Linked DNA regions of Homo sapiens: region 2 is linked to region 1. The links are chromatin contacts, found by Hi-C in ENCODE. All regions are on one chromosome and are shown on one strand. Each heading gives the region's core, a stretch centred on a gene start or an enhancer-like site at or near the end of the contact. The rest is flanking DNA. Distances are from core to core; before and after follow the strand shown. Region 1 holds the start of ZFY (zinc finger protein Y-linked). Region 2 has its middle 370 kb from the start of AMELY.

Evidence for each region. A loop is a pair of places that touch in the nucleus more often than their neighbours do. Pooled maps may share reads with other maps.
Region 2: a loop to region 1 is called in a map with no recorded cell type, with 8 times the contacts of the local background. The contact joins the enhancer-like site here to the promoter of ZFY in region 1. A Hi-C loop is called at or near these places in 1 of 168 maps with a recorded cell type or tissue (naive thymus-derived CD4-positive, alpha-beta T cell), 1 of 37 single-sample maps with no recorded cell type and 4 of 50 pooled maps.

What each region holds. Positions count from the first base shown.
Region 1 is chrY:2,930,773-2,938,121 of GRCh38, forward strand. ZFY (zinc finger protein Y-linked) reads left to right here and starts at 4,609. Exons shown (of 8, transcript NM_003411.4): 1 at 4,609-4,997.
Region 2 is chrY:7,278,526-7,285,598 of GRCh38, forward strand. It overlaps the pseudogene PRKY. Among named protein-coding and RNA genes, the nearest start is that of AMELY, 370 kb to the left of the region's middle. Within about 2 kb of position 1,818, at least 2 of the 41 ENCODE cell types and tissues checked have a DNase peak (open chromatin) inside an H3K27ac peak, as active enhancers do.

The sequences.
Region 1 (7,349 bases), core at 3,359-5,858:
ATTACAGGCACACATCATTGCACCCAGCTAATTTTTGTATTTTTAGTAGAAGTTGGGGTTTCACCATGTTGGCCAGGCTGGTCTTGAACTTCTGAGCTCAGGTGCTCCACCCACCTTGGCCTCCGAAAGTGCTGGGATTATAGGCATAAGCCACCATGCGCAACTAATTTTAGTATTTTTAGTAGAGATGTAGTTTAGCCATGTTGGCCAGGCTGATCTCAAACTCTAGACCTTAGGTGATCCACCGTCTCGGCTTCTCAAAGTGCTGGGATTACAGGTGTGAGCAAACACACCCAGCCCCAAATCTTGTCCAAGATCAGACTCTTCTTTGTTGTCAATGTCTGCCATGTAAGAACTCCGAATATCTGAAATGCAATCCCTCATTTCTGTTACAGTTCTTTCGGTGGATGAAAATGGCATATTTGTGCATTCTCTGGACATGCTATAACAAGGACACTCCTTGTAACTATTGTTACATATTAACTCAAAAATTCTTTCTCAAAGTGTGGTCTGAGGGTCCTCAGACCCTTACAGGGGAATTTCGAAACTATTTCCAGGCCGGCCGCAGTGGCTCATGCCTGTAATCCCCGCACTTTGGGAGGCTGAGGCGGGTGGATCACGAGCTCAGGAAATCAAGACTATCCTGGCTAACACGGTGAAACCCCATCTCTACTAAAAATACACACACAAAAAATTAGCAGGGCGTGGTGGCAGGCACCTGTAGTTCCAGCTACTCGGGAGGCTGAGGCAGGAGAATGGCATGAACCCGGGAGATGGAGCTTGCAGTGAGCCAACATCGCGCCACGGCACTCCAGCCTGGGTGACAGAGTGAGACCCTGTCTAAAAACAAAAGCAAAAAAAAAGCAAAAACAACAACAACAAAAAACTATTTCCATATAACCATAAATACTGCCTCTTGCATTCTTATTTTTCCACAGGTGTACAGTGGAGTTTTCTGGAGGCTACATGACATGTGATAAGAAAACAGACTGAAAAAGGGAATACATCTATAAAGAGAAAATTGCTATCACTGTTTTTGGTTGGGAAAAACATTTGTATGAGATAAACATGTTATTCTTTTCATAATCAGACATTCTTCTCACAAGTGTTGGTTCTCTACCATTCCTCAAAGGTGATAATTTTTTGAAATATGTTATTGTGGATTCATGATTTTGGATATATCCAATGGGTTTAAGTGCATTGCAATAAAATGGTATTTTGATACTCATCATTAGCCAGTACAAGCCTCTTCAAACTGGATCACAACGTTTTTTGACACACCCTAGTAATGATGTATTTTGCATGTGAGAAATAAGATGCATTTTGAGCGACCAGAGGGTAGAGTATTTTGGGCTGAAATGTGTCCTTCCCCAGATTATAACTCCAAGTACCTCCAACTGTGCCTGCATTTGCAGAGAGGTAATTAAGGTAAAATGAGGTCATATGGGTGAACTCTAATCCAATATGACTAGTGTCCTTACAAGAGAGTCAGACATAGACACAGAGCGAAGATCAGGTGAAGATAGTGATAAGGCTGCCATCACTAAAAGCCAAGTAGAAAGGCCTTGGAATAAATCAAACTTGTCAATACTTTGATCTTGGACTTGGGGCTCTGAAATTGTGAGAAAATGAATTTTCTTTTGGTTAAACCACTCAGTGTGGTATTTTCTTATGGCCTCCATAGCAGCCTAATACACTTAGTTCTATAAAACTTTTTGAGAAGTTTTAGATACGATGTCTTTAAATTTTGGTTCCATAAAGCTTTTTGAGACATTTTAGATAACATGCTTTTACATTTTGGTGTATGAATTAATTCTATACTATTGAAGTGTCTCTGTTTTCTCAAAAACTAGTATAATCTTTTTTTGTAAATTCCTTCTTAGTGATGGGAAGTAAAATTCTTTTTTTTATTTTTCTGCTTCATCTTCTTTTGGAAAAAGATATAAAGACCTTGTACTGTGTCTTGCTTATGCAATTGTAGCTACTTTACGCAATTGTAGCTACTTTATTAAAACCTCGATCTTTGTGAGCTGGTTAGTTACTTTCAAAGCTGAGACACATTAGCAACTGTGAACAACAGGTACATTTTATCAGTAATAAAAGTTTATTTGCTTTGCAGCCAGTTATTTTGTATTCACAATATACTTTTGAAATATTATCTCATCATTGTCCCTATATAAATTTTCCCTCTGTTGTGTTTCTTTGAGAAGGTAAAAAGATGTAAATATAGTTGACTTCATCTGTAGTCATTTATAATCTTTCTTGGACTGTAATAAAGACTTTTCTTATATGACAACTAAAATTAGACCATCCTTTCCTTGTCTCTCACCAAAAGTTAACATTATGAATGAAAAGTAATGTCAAAAGCTGTTTAGTTTATCTGAACTACCTCTGATCTTTCAGATTAGGAAACATCTTTTTTCCTTTATATTCCTTAGCTGTTCTTTCTGAAGTGCTTTATATATTGGTAATTTTTTATAATAATACTAGGATTTTTGATAAGCATGTAAGTATTAACAATAATGTTTACTTTGTTTTTTGTGTTCTGACCATGTTGCTTACAGTTGACATGAGACCCCATTCTTGACATACCATAAGGACATTAAATGAAGGCCTTTGGAAAATATTTGATTTACAGCTGTAATCCCAGTGCTTTGGGAGGCCATGGCTGTTACACTGAACTAGAGAGTTCAAGGCTGAGTGAGCTACGAAGGTGCCACTGCACTCCAGCCTGCGTGGCAGAGCCAGGTACCATCTCTAAAAACTTGAACGTTATCAGTATTTTGAAATTATGTTAATTACATATGAAATTAGGCTAGTTTTTTTTACTGAAAAACATAATGTAAAAATACTTTTCTTTCCTCAAAATACATTGTCTTAACTTGATGAAAATTTCTCAAACAAGATTTTATTTATTTAAATACAAGATCTTGCTCTGTCATAAAGGCTGGAGTGTGGTATCACAATCATAGCCCAAACAAATGGGCTTAAGCCTCCCATAGCTGGGACTACAGGCGTGTTCCACCACACCCAGCACTTTTCAATTTTTTTGTACAGATGGATCGCCCTATTTTCCAGGCTTGTCTCCAACTATCAGTTGAGCACAAGCTGATTTTATCTCAGCCTTCCAAAGTGTTTTGGAATTACAGGGGTGAGCCGCCTCTCATTTATCATTTTTGAAACAAAAGGTAACGACTTGAGAAAACAAGGTCAAACCAATGGTTTGAAAAGAGAATTGCTATCCAGCACTTAACTCATTATATCAACTATGTACCACTGGTTTTCCTTTCGTAAAGCATTTTATGATTTTTAGGTTTCTCAGTTAAGGACAAGATGATTTCTGAGTTTTAAAAATAGGTATGCTAGAAAACTGAAATACCTGGCCTCTACATTTAGAGATTACCGGCTCTGGCCCACAGGCTGCAGTGCAGTGGCTTGATCACAGCTGTCCGCCTGTATCTGCTGGCCTCAAGCGATACTCCAGCCTTGTCCTCCCAAAGCGCTCAGAGGTGAGCGACCGCGATAGGCATGTTTAACTTTTTAGTAGCAACTTTTAAACACAGTTTGGGTACCTAGTTTAATGGGAAATTAGAGTGCATTAAAACGTAAAGTAATGAAAACGCACAATACACGTTTTTGGAGTTCATCAGTACTATCTGTTTAATCAAATGCATTTTCCTCTCAGTCTCTAAAGCCTTTTTAAACTTTAAGAGGATAAATAATTTTGTAAGAAGACAATCCCAAAACCAATTGTTAGTTTACATTTATTAAAGGGTGTGCATAATTCATTGTTCATGAGACAATTACACAAAACTGACATTTCAAGGATGCCAAAAGATGAAACACTGCCATAAAGAACACACACTAGACATTACAAATCTTGGTCAAAATACCTACGTTAACGCAAAAAAAAAAATCAATTGGCTCAGTAATTGATTAGGATAATCCTCCCCTCCTCTTGCCTGTACACTGTGGCAAGTCCATTTACTTTCTTTTTTTTTTTTTTTAAAGCCAACAAAGGAGACAGTGGGGAATGCTATATGTCTGTATCTGCTTTCCTCCTCAACCCTAGGAATAAAGTAAACACGTTTACTGAGGGCGGGGGTCTAAGGGCCTGCAACAATGAGATCTGTCGCCTTGGCTAGGACTGGCGCCGAGAGGCGATAGGTCTCGGGAGAGCCTGGCGCAGGGTGTGGGAGATTAGGAATCCCAGGTCCACCGGAGATGGCAGGGGGTGGCCTGGCCCGGTGCGGGGCCGCTTGCCTGCACGCAACCAACTAAGGCGGTGGTGCGCAAGTAGTGGTGACGGCGGGCGCGCGGAGAAAAGGAACGTTGTGACGGAAACTCCAGCTGCCGGAGACCCCACCGCAGTGAGGTCACTGGACTCCCCGGACTCGGGGCGTGACCGGCGCCGACCCGGGGCGCCGAGAGGCCCACCGGGCGGAGGGGGCCCAACTACCATCCCGCATTTTCCTGGGTCTCTCTCCCGGGCGGTGACGTGACGTGCTGACGGCGGGCCCGTGCCGGGGAGCTGGGCCGCTTTTTGTCAGCTCCGAACTCGGCCCCTCCTCCCTCCCTCCGCCCGCCCTACCAGCCGGAGCCCGGCCCAGTGCTCCAGAGAAAGGCCGTCCTGCAGCACCCGCCGCTGTCGCCGACCGCCCGCACATCCGTCGGGTGAGTCCCGCGTGCCCCCGCGGCCGCGGGGCCTAGTGCGCGCGCAGTAACCTGTTTGTGGCCTGGTCGGCGTCCCGTAGGGCGCCCTCCCGCGCTAGGCCGGCCGGCGTGGCGCTCGGCGCCGAACAGGCCCCGAGGAGGCCGCAGTTAGGCCTAGTGATTATCCAGTTGCCCTGAGCGGCTGCGGAGGTGCGCTCCATAAGCGGGCAGGGTGGGAAAAGTTCGCCCGTTTGTCCGGAAGGCAGTTGATGGACCTGGGGTCGACACCACTGCGGACGCAGGGCACGGCACGGGGGCGAGAAGGCGAAGGCTGCAGGCGTGAGGTGAAGGCCGGAGGCCTGCTGGGCCTATTTTCGCTATGTAAATGTCCGCGAAGGGGAGGAGGGACGGGGGGGCAAGATGGCGGCTGCTAGGCGCCTGCTGCTGGGGAGTATTGAGAGTGTTGTCGGGAGGCGGAGCCGCCATCTTGAAGGCGGTATCTGGAAAAAAAATTCGGTTATGATCCTTGAGGCGGGGATGGGGAAAAGGACGGCGGCGGCGGCGGCAGCGCAGCCTCCGGCGCGACGGCGTGTCTGCGCAACAGGGCGTGCTCGTTCCCTTGGCGGCCCTTGCCTTTGTCGCCATATGCGCGCGTACGTTCCAGACGCCTGCGGCAGCGCCACCTTTCGGCCTTCCCCTCACAGCCCATCCTTGGCTGGGTGCAGTGTCGGCTACGCTTTAGGTGACATGCCGCAGGCGTCCGTTCGGGCGCCGGGGTCATTTCGCCCCTCAGCGCTCCCGGCTCTGTGCCCTTCCGAGAGTCTACAGCCACCCGTTTCAGCAGGTGGCAATTCGGGCATCTAGGCTCACGAGAGCACATAAATTCCAGAAAATTTTATTTTCCCCTAATTAAAGTCATTATGTGGCTGTTCGGGGACCTTCGATGCGCTTATTTTTCAACCATCATTGCCTCTTCGAGGATCTGCAAAATAGAACTGGAATTTATTATGAAAAAGTTATTAGGCACTCGTCCAATAGACAGTACAGTACAAATTATACAGCACGAGGGCAGAGGAATAAAATTTCCCCAAGGCGACTTTTCCCATTTATGTGGAAACACTTTTTTGATGAGCTGTATTTAAACGAGCGAGCTTTTTTTTAGTCCGTGTACTTTTTTTGAGTAAGAGATGGAAAATAGGCAGAAGAGGTATTTTTCTTTTTGAAAGACAATTCATGCATTACTTGTAGGTTCATATACCCATGATGACATTGAGATTTTATTTGAAATTTCTTATACAGTTTCATCTTCAAAATACTTTTGTTAGCATTTTGTACAACTTTGCTGGAAAATTGGAGCACAGTAATGTGAGCGTTGGACAGTGCTAGGTGCTAAGAAAGATTTAAAAGGCTCTTAATGCAGAACGTGACTGCAAAAAGTTTGCTGCGGGCATTTCACAGGAAGGCGAGGTTTCAGTTTGCAAAATTGGGAATCCTGAAGTAGATGGGGTTTAGCTAGGGTGAGGAATGGGAGTAGGAGAGGTCATTACAAGAATGAAATGTCTGTAGAAGATGCAAATATTTACGGTTTTGCTGGAGTGGATAATATAGATAGGAAAGGGATTCAAATTTAGGCTGTAAAAAGTAGATTTTGAAATACATTGGTGGCACACCTCAGTTTATGCTGAGCTCTGGCTGCAGCTGTTACAAAAGTTTAAAGGTTGAGAAGGATTGAGAGCTAGTATAAATTGATAAGTGTTTTCGTTACTGGATGGATGATCAAGAAGGTAGCTGTTTTTTGGCCAGGTGCGGTGACTCACGCCTGTAATCCCACCACTTTGGGAGGCCGAAGTGCGCGGATCACCCGAGGTCAGGAGTTCGAATCCAGCTCGAGACCAGCTGGAGACCGACATAGCGAAACCCCGTCTCTACTAAAAATACAAAAAAACTAGCAAGGCATGACGGCGCGCGCCTGTAATCCCAGGTACTTTGAAGGCGGAGGTTGCAGTGAGTCGATATCGTACCACTGCACTCCAGCCTGGGGAACAAGAGTGAGAGTCTGTCTCAAAAAAAAAAAAAAAAAAAAAAGAATGTGGCTATTTTTTGAATTAGTCTCTACTAGACTGCTGCTTCGTTTTTGCATCGAAAGTTTACCAAATAATCTTTTGCTCCTATTTAAAATTGTAAGCAAAATTGTATTTACTGTGGTTGAAAATTACAAAAGTACAGGAAATCAGTTTGAGAGGTATGTTTAGAAAAGCAGTTTTCAGAAATGCAGTAGCCTTCAGGTGGCTTTATGAAACTTTGCCCTTCTTCTTGGTGAAGGTAAGCAAGCTTTAAAATTCGCTGTTCACTTTATATGTGAGGGTCCTAGATGCAGTAGTTTCAGAGAACATGTATAGCAGCACTTGCTTCCTAGACTTTTACTAAATAAAACGCAGGTTTTGAGTCTTCCCAGACTGCAGCAGATCACAACGCTGATGATTCAAAGAAGTCTGAAGGGAACTAGAGATTGCTGTTTTACAAAAGTGTCTGGCAGTATATTGCAGGAGGTAGTCAAAGCAACATTTTTTTTTTTTTTTTGAGGCAGAGTCTCGCTCTGTCGCCCAGGCTGGAGTGCAGTGGCGCGATCTCGGCTCACTGCAAGCTCCGCCTCCCGGGTTCACGCCTTTCTCCTGCCTCAGCCTTCCAAGTAGCTG
Region 2 (7,073 bases), core at 568-3,067, 4.3 Mb after region 1:
GAAGACTCCAAAGTTCCTGGACCCGTACTAAAATATACGTATTTTGAAATACAGGCTCACAGGAGATTTCAAAAACAGTACCTGGAGTCTCACAGACCCTTCAGCCAGCTTCTCTTTGGTGACGTCTTCATATCCATGGGACAATATCAGAACCAAGTCATTGATGTTGGTATATCCCTATTAAAGAGAACACATACCTCATTCAGCTTGTTTTTTTTTTTTTTTTTTGAGACATGGTCTCACTCTGTTGCCCAGTCTGGAGTACAGTGGTGCGAGCTCGGCTCACCCCAGCCTTGAACTCCTGGGTGCAAGTGATCCTCCCACCTCAGCCTCCCAAGTAGCTGGAACTACAGGCATGCACCACCATACCCAGCTAATTTTTGTATGTTTTGTAGAGGTAGAGTCTTGTTATGTTGCTTAGGTCTTGATCTCCTGGTGCCTCAAGTGATCCTCCCACCTCGGCCTCCCAAAGTGCTGGGATTGTATACAGGCATGAGCCATCGTGCCTGGCTTGTTCAGCCTTTTACTAGTTTTCAAAAGGTGCTCATTTGTGTTTGCGAGTGTGTGTGTAGAGTTCTGTGCAGTTTTACCCAGTGTGTGGATTTGGCAGCTACCACCCTCCAAACCATGGTACAGGATGAATTCCCTCACCGCAGACCCCTCTGTCTTCCTCAACACATTTTTTTTTGTAACTTTCACATGATATACCATCTGAAAATATTTTATATTCTTAAGAGCTAGGAGATCTTCATAATTAATGATGCATGGTTCTGAAATCTAAAGCGCTTGTACTGGTAGTTTTTAATTCTGTCCTTGGTTTTTAGAAATAAGGCTTGGAGTTGCAAGGAAAATCGAGCCCTTAGAGAAAGGATTTCTCAGCAAAAAAAATGTATTTCTGCACAGAAGGGTGCCTCCTGTGTGGCTGGTTGCCCCAAGAGCACCCTGAACAAAGGAGAGTAGAAGTTTTTATTCCTAAGGCAACTCCTGCCCCTGTGTCCTTTCCCCATTGGCTGGGGTCAGACTGCACAATCTAAAATAGACCCGACTGGCTAAACATTTCAACGTTCTTTAATGATAAGGTGGACACATGATTGGAGAGAGGAGAGAGGAGGGAGGGGTCGTCTGTGGCGAACTAGAAAGCCAGTCTTTTCCCAAATAAAGGAAGGAGGGTGAGCTGGTGCTGATAATGCCACTGGTGCTGTGGCATGCCTGGGCATGTAGTAAAGTCAGAAAGAAGAAAAGGAGAAGAAAGAGATGCAGGGGTGGATACTGGGAATTAAAGAATAAAAGGTTGAGCAGGCTGTTTGAAGAGAAACCTTGCCATATCTCATATTGGTTCTCCTAAATTGGCCAGAATTTTCCTTTGCTCTCCTCGTTGCTGGGTCTTATTAATGCCTTAAGATAGTTCATTCAGGCTGTTGTAGCAAAATACCACCGACTGGGTGGCTTTTTTTTTTTTTTTTTGAGACAGAGTCTTGCTCTGTCACCCAGGCTGGAGTGTAGTCGTGCAATCTAGGCTCACTGCAAACTCCGCCTCCTGGGTTCACACTATTCTCCTGCCTCAGCCTCCAGAGTAGCAAACCACAGACATTTATTATTGTTCACAATTCTGGAGGCTGGAGGTCCAAGATGAAGGCATGGCAGATTTGGTGTCTGGTGGGGACCTGCTTCCTGGTTCATAGATGGTGCCTTCTCGCTGTGTCCTCACATGGTGGAAGGGGTGAGGGAGCCCTCTGGGGTCCCTTTATAAGGGCAGTGATCCCATTCATGAGGCTCCAACCTCACGACCTCATCACCTCCCTAGGGCCTCACCTCCTGACACCATTACCTTGCAGGTGAGGATTTCAACACAGGAATTTTAGGGGGACACAGACATTGAGTCCACGGCATCCCCACACAGCATGCTGCCGGGACGAATGGCATCTGAACTGGTGAGATTCTACTGTGTGCATAAATCAGCAGCCTTGTGGGCAGTGTTGACATAGCAATTAGGAGTGTTGTTTGTAGCCTAACAATACACAGAAAGTGGAGCTCAGCCCTTTGATCTTATTTATCTTGTGTGGGTGCTCCGTGTGAGACAGGCTCATGCATGTGTGAATGACAGTTTCCTTTAAGTGCATCATGCAAATGCCAAGAGATGAGATCAAATATTACACGTCAGAGAACATTTCCAAGGATAGAAGTCCTGCCGGTTTCTCCTCTTCATTGTTTATTTCATTTTATTTTTTTAATTTAAGTTAAATTAAAATACATGTTAAATTAAATTTAAGTTAAATTAAGATACATGTGCAGGACTTATTTTAAATAAAAGAGACAGGGTCTCGCTGTGTTGCCCAGGCTAGTCTTGAACCCCTGGGCTCAAGCATTCCGCCTGCCTCCGCTGCTGGCACATAAATGCCAAGAGTGCAGGGACCTCTGTGTGTTGGAGTCGCTTTCATCTCCCACATCCAAAGAACAGACCCGGCACTTAGTGTGTGCCCAAGACCATCCACTGCATGAATAGAGAAATCAACCCTCCTCATATGCCTGGGATTTCCTGAGGTGGGAAACCTTCAATGCTAGCTGGGAAAGTCCCAGGCAGAGACAGGGACAAGCTGGTCACTCTGTGTGTGAATAAATAAATGAATGGATGATGGCATTATCGGCAGTTGTTCTTTATGACACTCACTGATGCCAAGTACTGGACGGGTACAATATGTACATTAGTTTATGGGCAGAAGTTCCACCATGACAATATTAACATTATTTTCTTTTTTCTTTTTTTTTTTTTGAGACGGAGTCTTGCTCTGTCGCCCAGGCTGGAGTACATTGGTGCAATCTTGGCTCACTGCAAGCTCCGCCTCCCGGGTTCACGCTGTTCTCTTGCCTCAGCCTCCCGAGTAGCTGGGACTACAGGCGCCCACCACCATGCCCGGCTAATTTTTTGTATTTTTAGTAGAGACTGGGTTTTACCGTGTTAGCTGGGATGGTGTCGATCTCCTGACCTCATGATCCACCTGCCTTGGCCTACCAAAGTGCTGGGATTACAGGCGTGAGCCACCGCGCCCGGCTGCCTCTTTTTTTTTTTTTTTTTTTAAAGACAAGAGTTTCACTCTGTAGTGAAGGCTAGGGTGTAGTATTACAGCCATAGCTCACTGCAGCCTCCACTTCCCTGGGTCAAGTGATCCTCCCACTTCAGCCTCCCAAGTAGCTGGAACTACAGATGTGCACTGCCACACTCAACTAATTTATTTATTTATTTTTATAGAGTTGGGTATGGCTATGTTGCCCAAGCTGGTCTCGAACTCCTGTGCTCAAGTGATCCTCCCACCTCAGCCACGGAAGTAGCTGGGATTACAGGTGTGTCCACCGTGCTTGTAGTCTTCTTAATGGAAAGAGGGTCTGAGAGAAGGGATGCTATGTGGCAGTAGGTTTCGCCTGCAGCACGCTGCCTCCTCCCTGGGAATGTAGGGCATGCACACTGGATCAGACGACAAAAGCAATGTCATCTGCAGTTCATAGGCACGCTGCAAAGAAGGGAGATGTTAAACTCTCGAAAGCAGCAGACACTCCCCACCAGGAAGAGACATGGTTTGTGAAAATCAAAGGAGGGTGAAGGCATGACAATCGTGAGCCCAGGAGGTTGAGGCTGCAGTGGGCTGAGATCTTGGTACTGCACTGCAGTCTGGGTGACAGAGACCTTGTCTCAAAAAAATAAAAATTCATGGGAAGCCAGGTGTGGAGGCTCATGCCTGTAATCCCAGCACTTTAGGACGCTGAGGTGGGAGGATCTCTTGAGCCCAGGAGCTCAGTATCTGTCTGGGCAATATAGTAATACCCCATCTCAAAAAAAAAATTTTTTTTTTTTTGAGACAGTCTCACTTTGTCACCCAGGCTAGAGTGCAGTGCTGCAATCTCTGCTCACTGCAACCTCTGCCACCTAGGTTCAAGCGATTCTCCTGCCTCAGCCTCCCAAGTAGCTGGGATTACAGGCTCCTGCCACTGTGCCTGGCTAATTTTTGTAGTTTTTATAGAGATGTGGTTTCACCATTTTGGCCAGGCTGGTCTTGAACTCCTGGCCTTGTGATCCACCTGCCTTAACGTCCCAAACTGCTGGGATTATAGGCATGAGCCACCACGTCTGGCCAAAAAAAATTTTTTAAAGTAGCTGAGTGTGGTGGCATGGGCTTGTATGTAGTCCCAACTGCTAGGGAGGCTGAGGCAGGAGGATTACTTGAGCCCAGGAGGTGGAGACTGCAGGAGTCATGATGGTGCCACCGTGCTCCAGCCTGGGCAACAGAGTAAGAGCCTATGTCAAAAATAAAAGGAAGTATCAAGGGAGATGATTACACAGTGCCTGGCACACTGTAGGTCTCCAAAAAATAAACCTTTTCTATCCATCAGTTTCCTCTTCTCTCCAGCATGAAATTGCGTATGTAAAGTTGAAAAGAAAAAAGAGAGAGAGAATCTTTCAAAAAGGTGGTAATGTTGGTGGCATTGTGGTTGTTTAAAACAAACAAACAAACAAACAAAAAACCTTGGGGGAAATACAGAGAAAGCCCCAAGGCAGTCCTTCCAAAAAGCTGAAAGTGCTTTGCTTTGTCTGGAATTGTGACCGAGTTTTCCCTGTTAGAAAAGTCTGTGGTTAGAAGCTTCCTGTTAAGCCAGCTTCCTGGTAAGAAGGTGGAACCGTTGTTTCTTCTGTGTGACGGGTTCCCTCTGCCGTTTCTGTAGGTTGCCTCCCTGTGGTCGTTTACTGTGGTGGGTCCAGACTCAAAACCAGGTTTGGGGCCACCATCATCATATTTGTGTCCCCCACCCCAAGATTCTTATGTCGACACCCTAGTCCCCAAGATGATGATATTAGCAGGTAGGGCTTTTAGGAGGTGATGAGGTCATGAGGGTGGGTCCTCATGAATGGGATCAGTGTCTTTATAAAAGGGACCCCAGGGAGCTCCCTCGCCCCTTCCACTATATGAGGACACAGCAAGATAGCACTGTTAATTAGGAAGCTGGTCTCTGCCAGATGCTGAATCTTCCACACCTTCATCTTGGACTTCCAGCCTCCAGGACTGACAGCAGTAAATGTCTATTGTTTCTAAGCCTTGGTCTACTGTGTTTTGTGATGGCAGCCCAAATGGATTTAGATGGGGCTCTATTCACCCCATGCAGCAGGGTCCATGGAAAGGCAGCTGTGATGAGATGATCCATCATTACCTCTTTCATGCAGACTGAACATCTCTGCTTTTCTGTTCTGTTCTCTTCCACTTTTTCATGCTATATTTTCTCAGCATTATTCCTCTTGTTTCTGGCCTCTTTTGAAGTCTTCTTTTCCAGGGATCTGCATTTCCCCCATCCTCTTGAACAAGAAACTACTGGCCCTGGGTCTCCTTACCTTGCCTCCCACGTGTTGCTCATCTCCTTGGAGATGGAAACTGAAGAAGAGGAAGAAATTTTAACATGAAGAGGAACATAGAACACACAGATCCCGAGAGATGGAGAAAGCCAACCCAGTGGCTCAGGGAGACAGCTGGGAGGGGAAATGGGGAGGACTGCTGAATAGAATATCCAGTCTCCTTTGGGGGCGATAAACATATTTTGGAACTAGATTGAGATGACAGTTGTACAACACTGTGAATATGCTAAATGTCACTAGATGGTCAATTTTAAAATGATTCATTTTATGTTATAGTGAATTTCACCTTGATGGGAAAGAAGATAAAGAGGAAGCTGGTGGCTCGAGCCTGTAATCCCAGGACTGTGCAAGGAAAGAGACAGAGTTTGACGCTACTGGTGGCCAGGTCTTGCAGAGCATGGTGGCAGACTTTTTTTTTTTGTTATCGAGTCTAGCTCTGTCGCCCAGGCTGGAGTGTAGTGGCGTGATCTCAGCTCACTCCAACCTCCACCCCCCAGTTCAAGTGATTCTCCTACCTCAGTCTCCTGAGCAGCAGGGACTACAGATGCCTGCCACCACACCCGGCTAATTTTTGTCTTTTTGGTAGAGACGGGGTTTCACCATTGAGATCATGAGTGGTGGGATTCTTGGTCTTCTTGTTCTGTTTTGGAGATGGAAGCCACAGGAGCCCCTTCGAGAATGAATGTAGGGTGTAACTGTATTAGTTTGCTCTGACTGTCATAACAAAATACCACAGACTGAGTGACTTATTTAATAGAAATTAATTTTCCCACAGTCCTGGAGGCTGGAAGTCTGAGATCAAGGTGTGGGCAGGCCTGGTTCCTCCTAAGGCCTCTCTCTTGGGCTTGTAGATGCTATCTTCTCCCTGTGTCCTCACAGGGCCATCCCTCCATTCGCCTTTGTGTCCTTATCTCCTCTTTTTTAATTTTTATTTTTTTAGAGACAGGATTTTGCTCTGGCCCAGCCCAGAGTTCAGTGGTGCTATCATAGCTCACTGCAGCCTTGGCTTCCTGGGCCCAAAGCAACGCTCCCACCTCAGCCTCTTGAATAGCTGGGACCACAGGTGTGCACCACCATGCTCAGCTTTTGTATATATATTTTTCCTAGAGATGGAGTCTCCCAATGTTGCCTAGGCTGGTCTCAAATCCTGGCCTCAAGAAATCCTCCTGCCTCAGCCTCCCAAAGTGCTGCGATTACAGGTATGAACCACTGCACCCAGCTTCCTCTTCTTACTAGGATACCAGTCCTATTGGGTCAGGGTCCACCCTAATGACTTCATTCTACCTTAATTAACTCCTCAAGGACAGCATTTCCAAACAGTCACATGCTAAAGTCTGGGGATGAGGGCATTGATATATGATTTTTTGGGGCACATAATTCAGATCATTGCCCCTGTGAAAATTGTAATGCATCTAGGGATACATTGGAACTTCTCCTAAAGCAATATTGTAGTGTCACCCCAGTTAAAGCTGGCTTCTTAGAAGATCCCCCTTGTTGGTTGACTTCTGCAATCTCTCTCATGTTCCTTCACACTGTCTTAGTCTTGCATGGCTGCTGGAATGAAGGACCACAAATACAGTGGCTTAAACTCACATGCAATGAAGAGATACCTGCACTTTCAGGTTCACTGCAGCCTGAGTCACACAATAACCAAGATAGGTCAACAACCCCTGTGTCT